2 separate regions of the Homo sapiens genome follow, and region 2 is linked to region 1. The links are chromatin loops, found by intact Hi-C in ENCODE. Cell type or tissue: mammary epithelial cell. All regions are shown on one strand. Each heading gives the region's core, and the rest is flanking DNA. Links, peaks and the distances in the headings are about the cores only.

The links. Hi-C counts contacts between places; a loop is a spot of excess contacts. Peaks named below come from ENCODE experiments on the same cell type or tissue, not always from the same donor. Only the 100,000 strongest peaks of a DNase experiment are listed, where the experiment ranks them.
Region 2: a loop joins it to region 1, with 20 times the contacts of the local background. A loop is called at or near these places in 55 of 110 quality-filtered maps.

Annotation. Positions count from the first base shown.
Region 1 is chr1:114,974,271-114,983,648 of GRCh38, reverse strand. It overlaps SYCP1 (synaptonemal complex protein 1), which reads right to left. Exons shown (of 32, transcript NM_003176.4): 28 at 6,033-6,092; 29 at 2,137-2,313. Among named protein-coding and RNA genes, the nearest start is that of TSHB, 51 kb to the left of the region's middle. In mammary epithelial cell, for the core only: a CTCF peak has its summit at 4,162 (motif pointing left); no DNase peak of the experiment used is centred there; H3K27me3 peaks cover 459 bases.
Region 2 is chr1:115,591,967-115,601,344 of GRCh38, reverse strand. No RefSeq gene overlaps it. Among named protein-coding and RNA genes, the nearest start is that of VANGL1, 45 kb to the left of the region's middle. RefSeq lists an enhancer at 5,183-5,477. In mammary epithelial cell, for the core only: a CTCF peak has its summit at 5,330 (motif pointing right); a DNase peak (open chromatin) is centred at 5,414.

The DNA.
Region 1 (9,378 bases), core at 584-8,583:
CTAGCTCTATGTTATCCTTAAAGAATAACAGCCCACGTTCCTGGGGCAGCCTGGCAACCACCAGACAGAACAGAACAGAACAGAACTGAAGCTCTTTCAAAGCTTTATTCCCAAAGAATTGTCAGTATTTGATTTGTCTGGTGAGTCTCTGCAAGATCCCACTTACAAGGCTGATAGCTGATTACATTCAACCTGAGGGCTCACTAGTGAAAAAATGCCTTCTCCTTGGTGTGTGTGTGAAGTAGGGGGCAGAATTTGTCAAAAACAACAAACGTTTTAACTTTGCAGCAACGTGAAGCAGTGATGAATAGTTGGGACAAACAAAAGACTAACCAAAAACCTTGAAAGAAAAGCTAGGAAATGAAATATCCATGGGGAAGCTTTGAAAAGCCTTGATATATTCCTGGAAATATAGAAGGCCACGCATATGTGTAGGGCTATCTATAGGCTCAGGAAGGTCCTGAAAAGGCCCTAAGTTTTCACCACTGGCTAATCTTGAGATTCTCTACAAGCAGGAATGGAAAGCTAAGGCAGAGTTGTCAACTACCTGGCTAAGTGTTGAAAGCATGCCCTTATACACATATAATAGAGACCTTTGACAAAGATTGGGAAATTTATTCATTCTAGGCATTTGAAGAAATTTGTGTCCAAACATTAGCTAAAAACTAAGCTAATCAAGGAGAACCTTTAGTGGCACTCACAACAAAAAATACAAACTTTACAGAATTAGTCTAGAAAAGTCACAAAACAAACAATAACTACAACAAGTAGCAACAACAAATCATGGGAATAGGAGAGAATCTGATTTCCAGAGTTGTTATATTTTTAAATGGCCAGTTTAAACAAAAAATATGAGACATGCAAAGAAAGAAGAAAGTATGGCCCAAATAGAAAAGTAAAAGAACAAACAACAGAAACTCTCCCTGAGGAAGCCTTGACATTGGACTTAACTAGACAAAGATTTAAAGTCAGCTATTTTAAATATGTTCAAAGAGCTAAAGAAAATTATGTCAAAGAAATGAAGAAAAGCATGAAAACAACATCTCACTAAATGGAATATCAATAAAAAGAAATAAATTATCAAAAGAACCAAATAGAAATTCTGGAATTAAAAAATACAATAGCTGAAATGAAAAATTTACTAGAAGGGCTCAATAGCAGATTTGGGCAAGCAGAAGAAGAATCCATGAGCCTGAATATAATTCAACTGATATGGAATAGAAAAAAAATGAAGAAAAACAAAGTCTCAGAGACTTGCAGACACCTTGCAGACACCATCAAACACAACTGGGAAACTGAGAAGGAAAAGGCGTAACATTTAAACTTAGTGGGATGGAGACAATTGAGATCCTTTTCAACTCCCAAGACAAGTGAGGCAGGAACTCCAAGAGCATCTTTATAAAGAATATTAGGAGTGCTTCCAAGAAAGAAAGACTGGCATCTCATTCCCTAGTTAGATATGAATGTAGGCAGCAAATTTGTTTGTCTTTGTATCTAGCTGAGGAGAGGAAAAGGAAACGAGAGAGAGGTAAGAGAGATCAAAAGTAAAGCATCTGCACTGCCATTTAGCATGGAAAAGTTGTATGAATTCCCCATGGATTAAGTGGCTATATGAAAGACAGTCAGAACTGAGCCACTTTGCTAGAGGCATCTGCTCCAAGATGACTGCCAAGGACTACAGATGCAAGATGATTGGGGTAAACAGCAAAGGGAAGTAGTAACTGTGGTGATGCTATAAAATGTCAAGTCAGAATCAGATTTCCTGTGTCAGGGCCTTAAACACTGATAAATAACTATTAAGTTATGAAATCTGCCCAAGATGACATTAAGTTGTGGACAGTGATCGAAAAAAATGAAACAATTTCATGTTGAAGGCCAGGCACAGTGGCTTACACCTATAATCCCAATACTTTGGGAGGCCAAGACAGGAGGATGAGTTAAGGCCAGGAGTTCAAGACCATCCTAGGCAACACAGCAAGACCTTGTCTTTACATTTCATGCTGATACCACAAAAAAAATTGAAACTTTCAAGAAACTAGTTATATATGTGTGCGTGATGCCAGATATATGGTGATAACAGAACTTTATTTATTTATTTAAAAAATTACTACTAACATGGAAAATTTAGACACAAACCTTTGGCAATGGTGTAGATAAAGTATTTTTGGCAGATGTCCACAGATAGTCTCTTTTATCTTTGGATATGCCATGATCAACTGATGTGAAATTTCGAGATACAGTTTGTGAAGGAACTGCTTTAGAATCCAATTTCCAATAAATTTCAGGTGTTTCCAATAAAAATGTTTGTGTTTTCTGCATTGAACAACAAGAATGAATAAAACCATCACTAAATGTCACATTAATTATTTATTTCTTTAATTAAAGTGCAGCAACTAGTAGAATTCACAACAAAATAAGCAAATTTATCCCTAAATTTATCACTGACTAGATAAGTTTGAATAAGTTACAGTTATCTTCTTTGTCACTTTACTTGTCCATTTAAGATGCAAATGTTATCTGCCCCTGCCTGTCTTCACAGAGCCTCTATGAAAACAAATAAGATATCCTGGAGGTCGTTATTCTTAGCAAACTAATGCAGGAACAGAAAGCCAAATACCACATGGACTCATTTATAAGTGGGAGCTAAATCATGAGAACACATGGACACATAGAGGGAGACAACAAAACACACTGGGGCCTATGGGAGCATGCAGGATGGGAGGAGGAAGAGGATCAGGAAAAATAACTAACGGGTATAGGTTTAATACCTGGGTGACAAAATAATCTGTACAACAAACCCCCATGACAGAAGTTTACCTATATAATAAATCTGTACATGTACCCCTGAACTTAAAATAAAAGTTAAATTTTTAAAAATGAAAACAAATAAGATATCTCAACTCTCTGACCAAAAGTTGAGGATTCTCTTTAAAAAATAAAAAAAAATCTTTACTCCTGGTGGCAAAAAGCCCTAATCTATGGTTCATTACAATAGCCTAAAAGTCAGAAGGAAATCTATTCTAACTTTCATTCGTTCTCTTTCATACATTGATACTTCTTCTTTTTCACCTATAAAAATATCAGCCTTTTCCTATCCACCAGCCTAACTTGCCTCCAAAAGCAAGGAGAATAATTATGAAAGTAAAGAATGAGAAAAATTTTCAGGGAAAAAAACTGAGAAAATGGCTATTTGCTTCAATTCTAAATAAATAAATTGCAAGTTTACTCTAAATACTTGACATTTTTTCAACTCAGTTTCCTCAGTTCTCTTTCACTCTACCTTTGTATACAGCTTCTTTTAGCACCTGACCTAACTTTCTAGTAAAAGCTAGTAATAGTTGCTTTAGTGGGATTCTACATGAAACTCATGCTCATCACTTTCTATTTTACAGTTTCTTTGGTCACCACCATCTCCACGAATACAATCGTGGCAATTATTCATAAGGAAATTGTAAGGAAATTGAGGCATGTTAATTTACTCAATTCCACAGCTAGTTAGCTGTGAAACTCAAATTCCCCTTTTTCTAGAATCGTGTTCTTTCAGTTCTCCTACTGCCTTTCATTGTAGAGCCCTCCTTTACAGGACCATGTTCTTCTGAGAACATCTCTCCTTTCTCTGAATTCTCTAGAGCACACACACACAAAAAGGGAATACAAGGACAAAATTTGAAAGCATGGTGGCTGAACTTTCAGTGCGTTTAAATTAGAGTATAGGATAAAGAGGCAACTACATGTACTATAAAAAAATCATTGAACTAGGAGCCAGGTACATCATATGGTCTTTTCTCCTAGATCTTTCCTATCTTTCCGGATTATTTAAGTAAATCTTCAAGTATCTCCAAGCTTAAATTTATTCATCTATAAATCAAGAGGCTAAATGAGATGGCTTATATCTTTCCTGCGTAATTCTAGTGATCTGTCATTTCATAATCCTTTTTCTAGCAAGTATGAATTTTTTCAGAATTGCATTTCTGTATCCTTTTCCCTACATATTTATACATCATAGTTGATGACAAAATTTTGATGAGAGCAATTTTTTTACTGCTCTCTGGATTCATCAGGGGTAAACTTTGGAACCGCCAAAATGTAACTGCTTTAATGGACAAATTGTTCCTCCCTACAGGTAGGAGAATGACAATTTAAGGTCACTGCACCACCTTGTGGCCATATCTGGAATTTGACATTTCGCTGGTAGCCTAAAGAAAATTCTCATGTGACAATACTGAACTATCCCTTTCCAGAAAATTCACAATTTTCTCTGTTGTATTTTTCAAACAAACATTTATAAGGCATGTGCTATGTCCCAAGCACTATTTTAAATGTTTTACAAATACCATCTCATTTAATCCTCATAACAACTTTAGGAAATAGGTATTATTATTATCCCTTTATAGATGAGAAAATTGAAACACGAAGAAGTTAAGTAACTTGTCCAAACTCAGAAACGTTTGGTAAATTTAACAAGCCTTATGTTTCAGTAGTGTTGGAATAAAGCACAGCAAAAAAAAAAAAAGCCTAGTTAAATTTCTTCATTCATCATTTTTCTCATTTTCCAACATATATATGGTTCATTTTCCAACATATATATCTAGACTCTCAGATAAAATATATGGCATTTGCTAATCTACTTGATAATGGAAACATATAGAATTGTACATGAATCAAAATATCTCTATAAGAATATGTGATACATACTTTCATAATATGAAGACATTCTAAATTTAAAAAAGAATATTGGAGATTAACCAATTTGCTTATATTCATTAGATACTTCCTTAAGTCTATATCTAACCATTCTGCATAATTTTATTATGATTATAATTTCTTCAGATATAATGTTTTCAAGTGTCTAGCACAGTGTCTGGAACATACAAAGCACTCAGTATTCACTCACAGGTTCAGTGCATCTTTCCTTTATTCTCTTTTAACTCAAGTGTAATAAAATATAATGAACTGTTCTCAAACTACTCTGAGTGTCATTTCCTTCCAGTTTAACTATAATCAGAGCAACCTCTGTGGGAACTTAGGAGATTATATCACTATATGTAAAGAAAATTCTTAATCATTTTAACCAAAAATTTGCTAAATCAAAATTCTTCTGCAATGATCCTATATTATCAAATAGGTTAGAAGCTGAGGGGTATTCTTCTTCTCTATGACTGATGTTTCCTTCCATATGTAGGGAGTACCACTAGGGTAACATTCCAAACCTCTTCCTGATTCCTTAGGGGAGAAAAAATTACTTAATGTGATTGGTGAATTTAAAGAAAAGGAGAAGCTGGACACATACAGCTCAGCCTCTTCCTTATTACTCCCCTTGAGAACTATTAGAATTACACATAAATTCTGCTCTTCTCCTTTATACCCTAAGTTTTACAAGAGCAGATGATCAAGTGGGTAGACCTATGCTAGTCAAGCTCTACTTGTGGCAGAAGATAAATTTGTCTAATTTGGGATTTCAAGATTAAGAGATCCTATTGCCTTCAAATATAAACTGCATTCTCCAGTATTTAAAATATTGATACTTTTTAATAAAGTCTTCAATAATAAAAATATTATTTTTATTCTCCCTTGTCTTTCTCAATTGGTTCAGAATATAAGTGAGGAAAACAGGATGTCATTTATTAAGCCCCCTCAAAACCCAAAATTAGACATAATCTAAATAAACTTTAGAATTGTTTATGAAAATATTTTGCCTCTAACATTAAAAAATTCTTAAGAGAGAAACACAGAGGTACCTAATTAAATTAAAACTATAATAAGAATTGTAGAGAAAGACTGAAACCTTCTTTTTTTCTTCTTTTTTGTTTCTGCATTAGACTGAAACCTTCTCCAAATCTCCAAATGACAAAATTTTGAAATTTTTAGCTAAAATGCTTTTGAATTAATAAATAGCAAGAAACAATTTAGAAAATGAAATTGTATGATATATGTAAAATGTTATTTTCCTACTTATAAACAAAAAATCATTTCTAAGTAGAAGTTAGAAAATGAATTGGTATTTTAAAACTATGAGAATTATATGCTCTTACCTTGTCTTTTTTTTCTTTAAGAGTAGCTGTGTTTTCTTTTGCCTCTCTTTTGAGTTTTTCCTATTAAAAATAAATATCAAGTACAAGTAACATAAACATCACAATGATCACAAATGAATATTATCAAAATCTTTCCTAGTAAGTATTAACAAAGAAAGATGACGAACCTCTCAATCTTATAAAGTAATAAAAAGAAAAAAAAGAAAAGTTAGTTCCTTTCTACAGAGGTATTATTTGGTTTTGATTATCTCTTCCTTTATTCTAATCAGTCTCTAGTGTATATCTGTGGACTTTTGAATAAGTCTCTTAAAACTCTGAATCTCAGCTTTCTTATTTGTAAAATAAAGCTAATGGAACAAATTACAGAATGAGAGATACGCACAAGTAACTAAGCTGTGAAAAGTTGCAAAAAGATCTAAAATATTGTGAGCCTTTACAGGCAGAATTAGATTTTTCTATGCATGTTGAGAAAAGGTGCAGTTCAGTTAGACTTTGGGTATGTGTATAGTCAAGATAAAAATGGAAAGGAGAGCTGTGGTCAGAATGGAAAGAGTGATATGCTAATATCATTAGATAGAATTTATTCAGTAAGATAAAAGAAAAGCCTGGCCTACATAAATGAATATGTAGGGTGCCTGTAATATGACAACCATCTGAAGCACAAAATTTTTACAACTCCAGGGAGTATTAGAGGTCTTAGAAAGTAAAAATCTCCAAGTGTGCAGAATTTTAGGCAGTAAAACTCGCCCATGATGTCTATGCCAGTATCTATCCTCACTGAATACCTTGCATACACCATGTTATCTCTCCCATAGCATTGCTCCTAATCACAGAACTCACTTCACTATGAAAGAAGCTGGCTGTAAACTGATGCAATAGTATTTACTGTTCTTATTATGTATCCTATAACCTACCAATGGTTGATCTTCAGTTATAGTGACAATTGGAGTCTACTCTAAGGGGCTGGAATGCTGTCTTTTAGGACAAAGCACATTTTCTAAACCAGCAATATCGTAATGACTCTCAGAATATGTATCTTGGCTTCTAGAGGACAGACGGGAGAAACCATCGCCTACAACTGCACTGTCTCTGCAATTCTGACTTTTCCTCGTCTGGAGATCTTGGTAAAGTCTCTTCTAATATAATATATGTTTCCAAGGTATGAAACAGCTCATACAAGAATGCGTATCTTTAGTGGTAGCTAAATAATCATCAGTTCCCTTAAACCAAAGAGATGGCCAGACCACTAAGGTTCCTATTTAATCTGAATAAGTAAGATATTCCTATAATACGGCCTGGCAAACAGAGAGTTGACTTGATCACCAGAGTAGAGAATGACAACCTTGTAACCAAATTTTGGATCTAAATAAACGTATCAGCCTATAGCCTTTTGAATAAAAAGGAAGCCTGGTACTCTAGTGGAAAAGTTCTGAAATAATATCACAAATACATACTGCATCCTTCCTACTATCTTGTGCACCAAGGATTAAAATATTAAGACATGGGTAATTGCACATCAACTAACATTAATTATTGGGAATCTATAATGCCACTATTTTTTCACTGGTCAGAGTGCAAGCATATCAGCATCAAGCAATAATTAGAATTTTATCAGAGTCTACTTCATGGTGAGCCCATGGAACCATAAACCTATCTTGTGCTCATTTTTTTAGATTCTAAGAATATAGTTTGAACAAACTCAATAAAAGGAATAATCCCCATGTTTGTTCTGACCACAGAGTCACAGAGTAAGAGATTTTAAAGTTGAAAGGACCAACTTTGAATCTCTCTCTCCATATCAAGATAGTAAACAAATTTCACATTGCTAGGCAGAGATTAAGGCCCCATCAAATTAATGAAAGATATAGGAAAAATGATTTATCATAATCCCAAAAAGCCAATCTATTTTAATTAGAAGTTAAGACAGTCATCTAGTAACAGTTTCCTATACCAATGGGCTTATAGGTAAAGTGGGGATTGTCATATTGACTGAGAACTTGGAAAAAAGTTGCATATAAAAGATGAGCTGAATCTATGTAAATATAAAGCTCAAGTTAAAGAGATACAGGAATCATAGTGAAATAATAGAATATACATTTTTATCAATCTTGACAATGTAAAATAATAAATACTAAAATTGTATATGTAGGGCAATATGAAACAGGAGACAGTATTAGATACATTATTTTAAAATATAAAGGTAATCAATAAACTAATTTAAAAGACTACATATACCTTCCAAATCAACCAAAGTAAGACACACACACACACACACACACACACTTACTTTAGAGAATAAGAAAGAAAATATGTAGTGAATATGTAGTGAAAAATAAGATGACAAAAACATTATTAAGATATATAATCAATGAAGAGTTAATATCCAGAATCATAAACAACTCCTACAACTCAACAACACAAAAATTGGATTAAAATTATTATTAACCCAATTCAAAAATGGGCAAAAGACTTGAATAATCAAACCACCAAAGAAGATATACAATGTCCAACAGGCATATTAAAAATAGTCACCATTGCTAATCATATGAGAAATGCAAATCACAGCCACATGAGATATTGCCTACACACATTAGGATGGCCACTATCAAATGAATAGGAAATAACAAATGCTGATGTGGATGTGGAGAAATTAGAATCCTTATGCACTGCTGTGTGGGAATGTCAAATGGTACAGTCACTACAGCCAATATAGAGGTTCTCAGAAAATTAATGATACAGTTGCCATATGATCTAAGAATCCCACTTCTGGAAATATATCCAAAAGAATTCAAAGCAAGATTTTAAAGAGATAGTTGCACACTCACATTCATTACAGCATTATTCACAATAGCAAGAGGTAGAAGCAACTCAAATGTCCATCAAAAGAAAAATAATAAGGAAAAGATGGTATACACATATAATAGAATATTATGCAGCCTTTAAAAAGGGCATCCTGTTACATACTACAACATAGATAAACCTCGAGGACATTATGCTAAGTGAAATAAGCCAGTCACATAAGCACAAATACTGTATGATTCCACTCATATAAAGTATTCAAAATCAGAAACAGGATGTGCAAAGGTGGTTGCCAAGGACTGGGAGGAAGAGGAAAAGGGAATTCGTGTTGAATGGGTATAGACTTTTAGTTTTACAAGATGGAAAACTACTAGAGATCTGTTGCACAACAGGATGAATATACTTAACACTGCTGAACTGTACATTTAAAAAGTGTTAAGATGGTGCACTTAATGTTATATGTTTTTATCACAATAACAAAGTTAAAGTACAAACCATTCAACTTATGCATATCAACATAAAAGTGCTAAATAAAATATTGGCCAGC
Region 2 (9,378 bases), core at 926-8,925, 620 kb before region 1:
TGTTGACCAGGCTGGTCTCGAACTCCTGACCTCAGGTAATCCGCCCCCCTCAACCTCCCAAAGTGTTGGGATTACAGGCATGAGCCACTGCTCCCAGCTTCTTCAGGTTTTCTGTACCATTGCTGATTTTCTATTTGTTTTATCATTACTGAGAGGTTAATGTTGAAATCTGCAACTGTAATTGTGGGTTTGTTGATTTATCTTTTCACTTCTGTCAGTTTTTGCCTCCTATATTTTGAAGATCTGTTATTAGGTGCATACACATTTAAGATTGTTATATATTTTTGGTGAATTAATAACCTGTTAATCATTATGTGATCACCCTCTTCATCCCTGGTATTATTCTTTGTTCTGAAGTTTACTTTGTCTGACATTAATATAGCCACTTTCATTAGTGTTTGCATGATATATTTCTTCTATCCCTTGACCTTTAATCTGTCTATGCTTTTATATTTAAAGTGATTTTCTTGTAGACAACATTAATTGGGTCTTGCTTTTTTTTTGAGACAAGGTCTTACTCTGTCACCCAGGCTCAAGTGCGGTGGCATGATCTCAGCTCACTGTAGCCTCTGCTTCCCAAGCTTAAGCAATCCTCCCATCTCAGCCTCCTGAGTACCTGGGACTACAGGTGTGCACCATCATCCTCTGCTAATTTTTAAATTTTTCAAAGAAACAAGGTCTCACTATGTGGCTGAGGCTGGTCTCAAACTCCTGGGCTCAAATGATCCTCTCACCTTGGCCTCCCAAAATGCTGGGATTACAGGCATGAGCCACTGCACTAGGCCTGGATCTTGATTTTAAAATTTAATCTGGAAAATTTTGATCTTTAAGTAGATATATTTAGGCCAGGCATGGTGGGTTATGCCTGTAATCCCAGCACTTTGGGAGGCCAAAATGAGAGAATGGCTTGAGGCTAGGAGTTTGAGACCAGTCTGGTCAACATAGCGAGACCTCATCTCTATTTTAAAACAAACAAACAAACAAACAAACAAACAAACAAATAGAAGTATTTAGACTATGTATATGTAATGTAATATTTTATCTGACTTATTTTTTATTATTTTAAATTTATCCCTAATGATTTGTTTTTGTCTCCTTTTATAGTCTACATAGAGTTAATATTTTACTACTTTAAGTAAAATGTAGAAGTCTTACAACCATATAAATCCCTTAACTCCCATTAAAAAATAATTTTCATATATATCTCATCCATGTATATTGGAAACCCAACCAATGTTATAATTTTTGCTTTAAACATTCATACTTATGTTAAAGAAATTAAGAGAAGAAAAGTAATCTATTGTATTTACCCATATTTTACTTTTTTCTTAGTTCTTCATTCCTAAAGTTCCAAAGTTTGCTCTGGTGTCATTAGTCTTTAGACCAAATAACTTCTTCTAGCATTTACTTTAGAGCAGGTTGACTTATGACAAATTCTTAGTTTTCCTTTACCTGATAATGACTATATTTTGCTATCATTTCTCAAAGATATTTTCCTCAATATAGAATTCTGGATTGTCATTTCAAAAAATCACTTTAAAGATGTGCCTTCTGGTCTCCAAGGTTTTTTGATGAAAACTCCATAGTCATTTGAATCATTCTTCTATATATAATGTGGTGTTTTCAAGATTTTTTCCTTTATCTTTGGTTTTCAGCAGCTTGTGATGTGTATAGATATAGTTTTCTTAGAGTTTATCCAGTTTAAGCTTTGTCTTTCATCAAATTTGTGAAGTTTTTGCCACACACATACACACACACATATACTCTACCCTCCCCTATCTTGTTTTCCTCTCTTTCTGCGACTCGCCACTCTGTTAGAACTTCCATGTCATTGGCTCACAGGTACTTGGGGCTCCATTCACTTTATAATATCTTTTCTTCTCTGTTTTTTCTTTTCTTTTTTGTTTTTGAGATGGGGTCTCCCTCTGTGACCCAGGCTGGAGTGCAGTAGCACAATCACAGCTTGCTGCAGCCTTGACCTCCTGGGATCAATCAAACCTCAGGCCTCAGACCCTGATTAACTGGGATTGCAGGCATGTGCCACCACAACCAGCTAATTTTTCTATTTTTTTGTAGAGAAAGGGTCTCAATTTGTTCCCTAGGCTGGTCTCAAACTTTAGTGATTAAGCAGTCCTCCTGCCTCAGCCTCCCAAAATGCTGGGATTACAGGCATGAGCCACAGTACCTGGCCTCTCTCTTTTCTTAAGATTGGATAATTTGTTTACTCATTCTTTCTTCTGACATCTCATTTTCCTATTACACCCATCCAGTGAATTTTTCTATTTTGGATATTGCTTTTGTTAATTCTAAAACAGTAGAACTGAGTAGTTGTGACTGAAGCCATATGGTTTGCAAAGCCTAAAATATTTACCATGTGCCTTTTTATAGGAAAACGTTGCCAATTCCTGCTCTAGGAGATGGGAAACTATTGAGGTGTTTTAAACAGTGAACCAACAAATATATCCCTTTGGCTAGTGTATCAAGCATGGATTTAAGAAGGGGCAAGAGAGAATCAGTAAAACCAGTTAGGAGGCAATCGAAATATCTATGAAATAATGGAGAAAGGCCTGAACTCAAATAGTAGGCGGGATAGAGAGGAGAAGACAGAGTTCTGTGAGGCAAAATCAGCATAAATCACTGAATAGCTATGGGGAAGTAAGGAAGAAGACAGACTCAAGGATAATTCCCTGCTTTCTAGTTTGGTGACTGGGAATATGATGGTTCCTAAAACAGCTAAATGAAAGCAAAAAAGTTATGATTGTTAATTTTATGTGTCAACCTGACTGCACCATGGGTTGCCCAGACAATTGGTCAAACATTACTGTCAGTACCAAAATCTGCATTTGTCAGAGTTCTGTGGGAGATTGTTTCTTTGTTTATTTATTATAGGAAATTAGCTCATGCAATTATGAAGACTGACAAATTCTAAGATCTGCAGTGAGCAAGCTGGAACTCAGGAGAGCTGATGGTGTAGTTCTAGTCCAAAGGCTGGCAGGCTTGAGACCCAGGAAGAGCCAATGTTTGAGTTAGAGTTTGAAGGTAGAAAACAAAAAAACAAAAACAGTGTTTCAGTACAAAAGCAGTCAGGCAGGAAGAAGTGGGGCAGTGGGTGCACGCTCATGGAACTCAATGGTCTCACCATGTTTTCTACCATCCTTAATCAGCTGGCTTGATAGAACAGTGGAATGGCCTTTTGAAGATTCAGTTGCAGTGCCAGCTAGGTGGCAATACCTTTCAGGGTTAGGGCAAGGTTTTCCACAAAGCTATATATGCTCTGAATCAGCATCTAGTACATGGTGCTCTTTTTCTCATAGCCAGGATTTATAGGTTCAGGAATCAAGGGATGAAAATGGGAGTGACACTACTCAGTACTACCCTTAATGACCCACTAGCAAAATGTTTGCTTCCTGTTCCTATGGCCTTATGCTCAGGTGGCTAAGAGATGTTTGTTCCAAAGGGAGGAATGCTTCACCAAGAGACACAACAATGGTTCTATTGAACTGGAAGTTAAGAATGACACTCAGACACGTTGCGCTCCTCCAAGTCAACAGCCCAAGAAGGAAGTTACAGTGTCAGCTGGGATGATCAATCTGGACACCAAGGGGAAATTGGACTACTGCTCCACAGTGAAGGTAAAGAGGAGTATTCTGGAATATAGTAGATCCCTTAGGATATCTCTTAGTATTATCATGCTCTGTGATGAAGGTCAATGGAAAAGCAAAACAACGCAATTCAGACAAGATTATTAATGGCTCAAACCCTTCAGACAAAAGGTTTATATCACCCCACCAGGTAAAGAACCACAAACAGCTGAGGTGCTTGCTGAAGATAAGGGAAATATGTAATGGGTAGTGGAAGAAGGTAACAAGATATGTATACGTGTGCATATGCGTGTGTGTGTGTGTGTGTGTGTGTGTGTGTGTGTTGAATATCTTTGTTTTCCTCCTCTTTTCCCCTTATCATGTAACATAAGATGTATTAACTTTATGTCATAGTATTTAAGTATTGCTAATTTTATATGATAGTATTTAAGTTTTGGTATGTCACAGAGAAGAGTGAACATAGCTCAAAGACATTGCTTCTTCCTCTGTGGAAGGGTTTATTGTGTTTTCTGTTGTACAAAGGACAGTTGTATCAGTGTAGGTGAAATTATGACCATGTTACCATCTTTGTTTGGAGATTAGCATGGTTCAAGTACATGCATATGCATGCCAAGTTGAGAAGGAGTAGACTTGTGCTGGTTAATTTTTTGTGTCAGCTTGACTTGGCCATGGGGTCAAGTTGGTCAAACATTATCTCTGGGACTGTCTGTGAAGGTGTTTTTGGAAGAGATTAACATTTGAATCAGTAGACTGAATAAAGCAAATTGCGCTCCCTAATTGTGAGTGGCCTTCATCCAATGAGTTGAAGGCCTGATTAGTACAAAATGTCTGCCCCTCCTTTAAGAGGGAAATCCTCCTGCCTGACTGCCTTGAGCCAGGACACAAACTTTCCCTGCCTTTATATTTGCACTGAAATATCAGTTCTTCTTGGGTCTCAAGCCTTCTGGCTTTTGGATGAGAACTCAACCATCAGCTCTCCTGGGTCTCCATCTTGTTGACTGCAGATCCTGGGACCCCTCAGCCTCCATCATTACATGAGCCCATTCTTTCTAATAAATCTCTTTCCAAATATATGTACATCCTGTTTGTCTGGAGAACCCTGACTAATACAAGGGTTATTTGGCGGTTTGGGATGATGTAAAGAGATTAAAAATTCAGAGCTGGCCATGATAATTCTGTGCGTCTGTTCTGGAGACAGAAAGCAACCAGTCAAAAAATAGCAGCTGAAACTCAAGAGACTTTGCCTAAAGATACAGATTTAGGAGTGTTCAGTACAGTTCTCAAAACTCAGTGAGTGCACATAATGATCTGTGCAAAGCAGACACTTAAGAGGCATGGTCCTTCAAGAGACTGGTTCTCAAAATGTAGTCCAGAGACTTGCCTTACAAATTCCTGAGATACTAGTTAGGAAAACACATTATTAGATTCCTCCCCAGACAAACTAAGTTAAAACCTCAGGGTCTGGAGCCCAGGAATTTTTGTGGGGGATCTCACCATGTCACCCAGGGTGGTCTTGAACTCCTGGGTTCAAACGATCCTCCTGTTTCGGCCTCCCAAAGTACTGAGATTACAGCCATGAGTCACTGCGCCCGGCCAGGAGTCCTCATTTTTGACAAGCATCCTAGGTGACCGTCACACACACCAAAGCCTGAGGAAGTGTGCACTGCAAGAAGGCAAACTGCTTTCCTGAGAGAGCTGTCTGACAGGGTGCAGGAGGGCCTCGATCACTAGGTGGCGCCAGACGCACATTTACAGTAATTTTCCAGTGCTGTGGCTTCCTCAGCCAGCATAGAAAAGGAAGCCTCATGGGGCTCCTGGGATTTCTGCCAGCACCTCCTCAAGGGGAGTGAAATACAGAGCTAGCAGGCTGACTAAACTGTAGTCACTGGCACTATCAGTCACCCCCACAATGGTCTGCCTGGAAGAGGCTCCAGTTATTGGCAGAGCGTAAATAAGGAGAATTCTCTGCAAAGCCACCCATTTTGAGCCACAGTGATCCAGCAGGCAGTCTTGGGAAGTAATGGTGTGGATTTCCCAAGACCGAGTCAGGGGCAGAGCTGTAAGAGGCCAGGGGTCCCCCCACATCCCAGACCACCACCGTTCCCAGTCAGGGTATCTTCAGAGAGGACAGAAGCAATCCCTTCTTCTGTCCTAGGAGACCTGATGGTGCTGCAATGGTGCCTAACACTGGCTCTGCCTGCCGCCTGTCTCCAGGCTCAAACAGTCTCCCAGCCTCTCACAGAACTAGAAGCTGACCCTTCCTCCACCCGCTGCTTTCCCCCTTGGCCCCCAGCGCCTCACACTTGAGCTGTTTCCACAGCAACGACTTGCATGCACCTCCGAGTCTCCATGACCTCCTACCAATCTGCACATATCCATGCTGGAGCTTCAAGCACTACTGTTGAGAAGTCGCACCCCTTGCCTGGCATTGAGGACCTGCATCTTCTGGCCCTTTGGTATCAGACTATTGGAGCTCCTTAGGCAGAGAAGTGCTGATGGAGGGGGACTGGGGAGTGAAGAGGAAGACCTGGGGGCCACTGGGCCTCTGGACAAGCACAAAGGCTTCTACTGGATTCTCTGGACCAGAGATAGCCACAGGGTCTGAGAGGAAGCAAGTCAGCTCTGTGCCTGGTTAGACTGGCGAGCCCACCCAGCTGCCCCCAACCCATCCGCCTAACACAAAGCCCAAGGGGCATCACTTCTGCTTTTCTCGACACAGAGATTCTCTAGGCCCTGAGACAATCCTTATGGTTATTCTGGCTACCCTCTCTTTCCTCAGGTCCCTATGCCTCAGTCTTGCTCTTCCCATATTCAGGGCCCCAGAAAGCAACCCATAGTCCAGGTAGGGACAGCAGCACTCCTGGGGCCCAGGGCAGGGTGTGGGAATCCATCCTGCAATAACGGGACTTGGTTGCGTTCCCAGAGTCAAGGAAACGACCACTTACAAACTAACAGGAGACAGGCCTGGAGTGGTTCCAAGGCTGGGGAAGGCTGTGGAAGGAAGGACTGGGGTCCTTGAGTCCTCACACCCAGATCCAGGGGCACCCACCTTGTATTGCTACAGCCAGTTCCCTTCTTCTCACATTCACAGCCTGCTCTCCTCAGACATACCACATGTTCCCTCATGTCCATCGCCACCTGGAGGGCCACATCAGACAGCCAGGTGTGCAGGCGCAGGGCTAGGAGGGCCCGAGTCTCCCCTGCCCAGAAAGCCTGAAATGTGAGCCCTATACTTTCTCCCAATGTGATTATACAGTTATACATTTTTTGTCAAAAACATTAATTAATAATTTATAAATTGCCCTTTTTATGATCCCGTTATAGCTTTTATCCATTTCTTTAAAATGTAGCAGAAGCTTCAACAGACAGAAGAGAACTGGGCCATTCTCAAATCGTGAAAGGCCCTGCTGTAGAGGATCCCAAAGAATCCAACATGGAGCAGGTGCTTGGGTAGAAGAGTCTTAGCTTGTAGCTCCTCCTCTCCCCTCCCCTCCTCTCCTCGCTAAGGAAACCTTTTGGGTTAAGAGAAACCCACACAATAAATTCTGGTCTGGCCTGGACTTGGAGCAGCCCAGCTTTCCCTTCACTTTCTCTAGGTGGGTGGGCCAGCTCTTCTCTGACACACAAGGAGGCTGTGGTCCACCCAAGAGGGGCCAGGTCTCACAGCCCAGCTTTCCTGGGCTCAGCAGCAGCTGCCCCGCCAAAATCCACACACAGAAAGCACTGGGGTCACTGCAGAGCCTTCTCCAGGAATAAACTCCTAGGCTGGGCTCAGTCACCTGGGGCACCCAGGTCCTCAGGGTCCCCAAAACACATACACCTAGCTGGGGAAAAATCACAAATCATGGGCCCTGACTTCTGGAGGTAAAAGCTTGGCAAGTAGAAGCAGTCACTGGGGATTCAAAATGTGTCAAAGGGCAGCAACCAGGTCAGGCAGCTCTTTCACTTACTAACATCATAGGCCCTGGGGATCCCAGGGAGGAAGTGATGATAATAATATAATAGCTACCATTTACTTTGTGCCAGTAACAGAGCTAAATGTTTTACAGACATTATCTACTTAAATCCTAACAACCAAACTAGAATTTGGATACTGTTTTTCTCACTCCATAGATAAGGAAAATTGAGGGCTAAGAGAGATTAGGTAAACTTGCTGGCTCACCCCAGAGAAAGGGATGGAGGATTCCAGCCCAGATCTGCCTCCCAAGCTTGTAGCACTAGGGTTTCATAACCTTATTTTTGGGAGAAGTGGGACAATCTCTCTGCCAGCAAGCAGATCGTGAGTGGGTCAATGCTACGAGGCTAAGAGGTGTAGCATTGTCAAGAGCCTAAACTTGACCTACCTTATTCCTGGTTTGAAAATCTGATCCCTCTTGAAATCTCAATTCAAATGCTATCTCTTCTCTTAGCACAAGCCATCTCTTCATTAATTCATTCATCTATCACTTAGCCATTCATTCATTACTTGGTCATTCATTCAGTCATCCTATTTTCAGCTCCTGTGTTGTGTCATGTGCTGCTCTTTGCCTTCAGCCTCTCAAGATAACTAAAAACATGCAAGTGCATTGAGAATCTCAGAGGGAGAGGTCTTCTGGATAGAGAAGGAATGAGGGAAGGCTTCCCCGAGGAGGCATTTGAGCTGGGTCTGGAAGGATGTTTTGGTTTGGTGTGGAAATCCTTCTGATGGAGAGGTTTAAGTAGAGATTTTAGGCAGAGGAAACAGCATACTACTGTTGCAGAACTTTCTCCTTAGTTCAGCTAAAACTGGGCTCTTGTCACATGACCAGGAAAGATTAGGCTTGCGAACACAACAGAAGGGTGAGGAAAATGGAATTTATAGGGCAAAAAGGAAAAAGAAAAAATAACTCTCAGCAAAGTGACAGAGTTCTGCTAGCACGTTTCCCGTCTCATAGATTGAGTCCTTGGTCACCACACAGGAACAGGAAAGGCCAGGCTCCTCCCCACTGCAAATGGCACAAATTTCCTGAGGTTGCACCCCATCCTCCTACTGCACAGGTGGGCATTATTCAGAAAGAATAAACTGGGAAAGGGCGAGCTTCATCCAGAACTGGCAGTCTGGTTTTTCAGCCTTCAGGCTATTTTAGGCTTGAAGGCGGGGTTTGCTGGGGAGTGCAGGGAACCCTTGGCTGCCTCCTGTCTCTATCATTACCCCTTCTAAAGAAGCACCTTTAACTGCTGTTAGAATAAGGATAAGGATAAGCATGAAGATTGATCTTAACTCCTTCCTGCTGACAGGGGGTGCTGTTTTGGGAAAACAGCAGTCAGATCTCCCTCAGAGGCCTATCTAAGGGTCCCTGGCAGAAGAGGCCATCATCCAAGGCTCTGGTTGCATGACTGTTTGGAGTTTGATGGCCTGAAGGTGAGAAGAGACAAACTGGGTTATTAGAAGACATGTATCAAAATGAAACAAAAGGGGTGCTGGTTAAGGAGAGCTAAAAAATTCCAGGGCCTTTTACCAGTTTGTACAGGGATGGGAAGGGGGCAAAAACTTGACTGGAAAAAAAATTTACCTTTTTTCTGGCATGTCAGGTTTCTGGGTTCCCTTCCCCTAGCCCAATTCTAACCAGTTTAAGGTTTGGGAAATTAACTTTTCCTACTTTGGAGGATGCATCCAAAGGAGTGTCCCATAGTATGGAGACACAGTTACTTATCAGTGAAGAGAGGGAAGAGGAGAAAGGAAAAAAGAAGAATTTTTTTTTCAAAGGAGTCCCAGGGGTTCAGGATGCATTCAAAAGGGGTACAGACTGAAGATGAA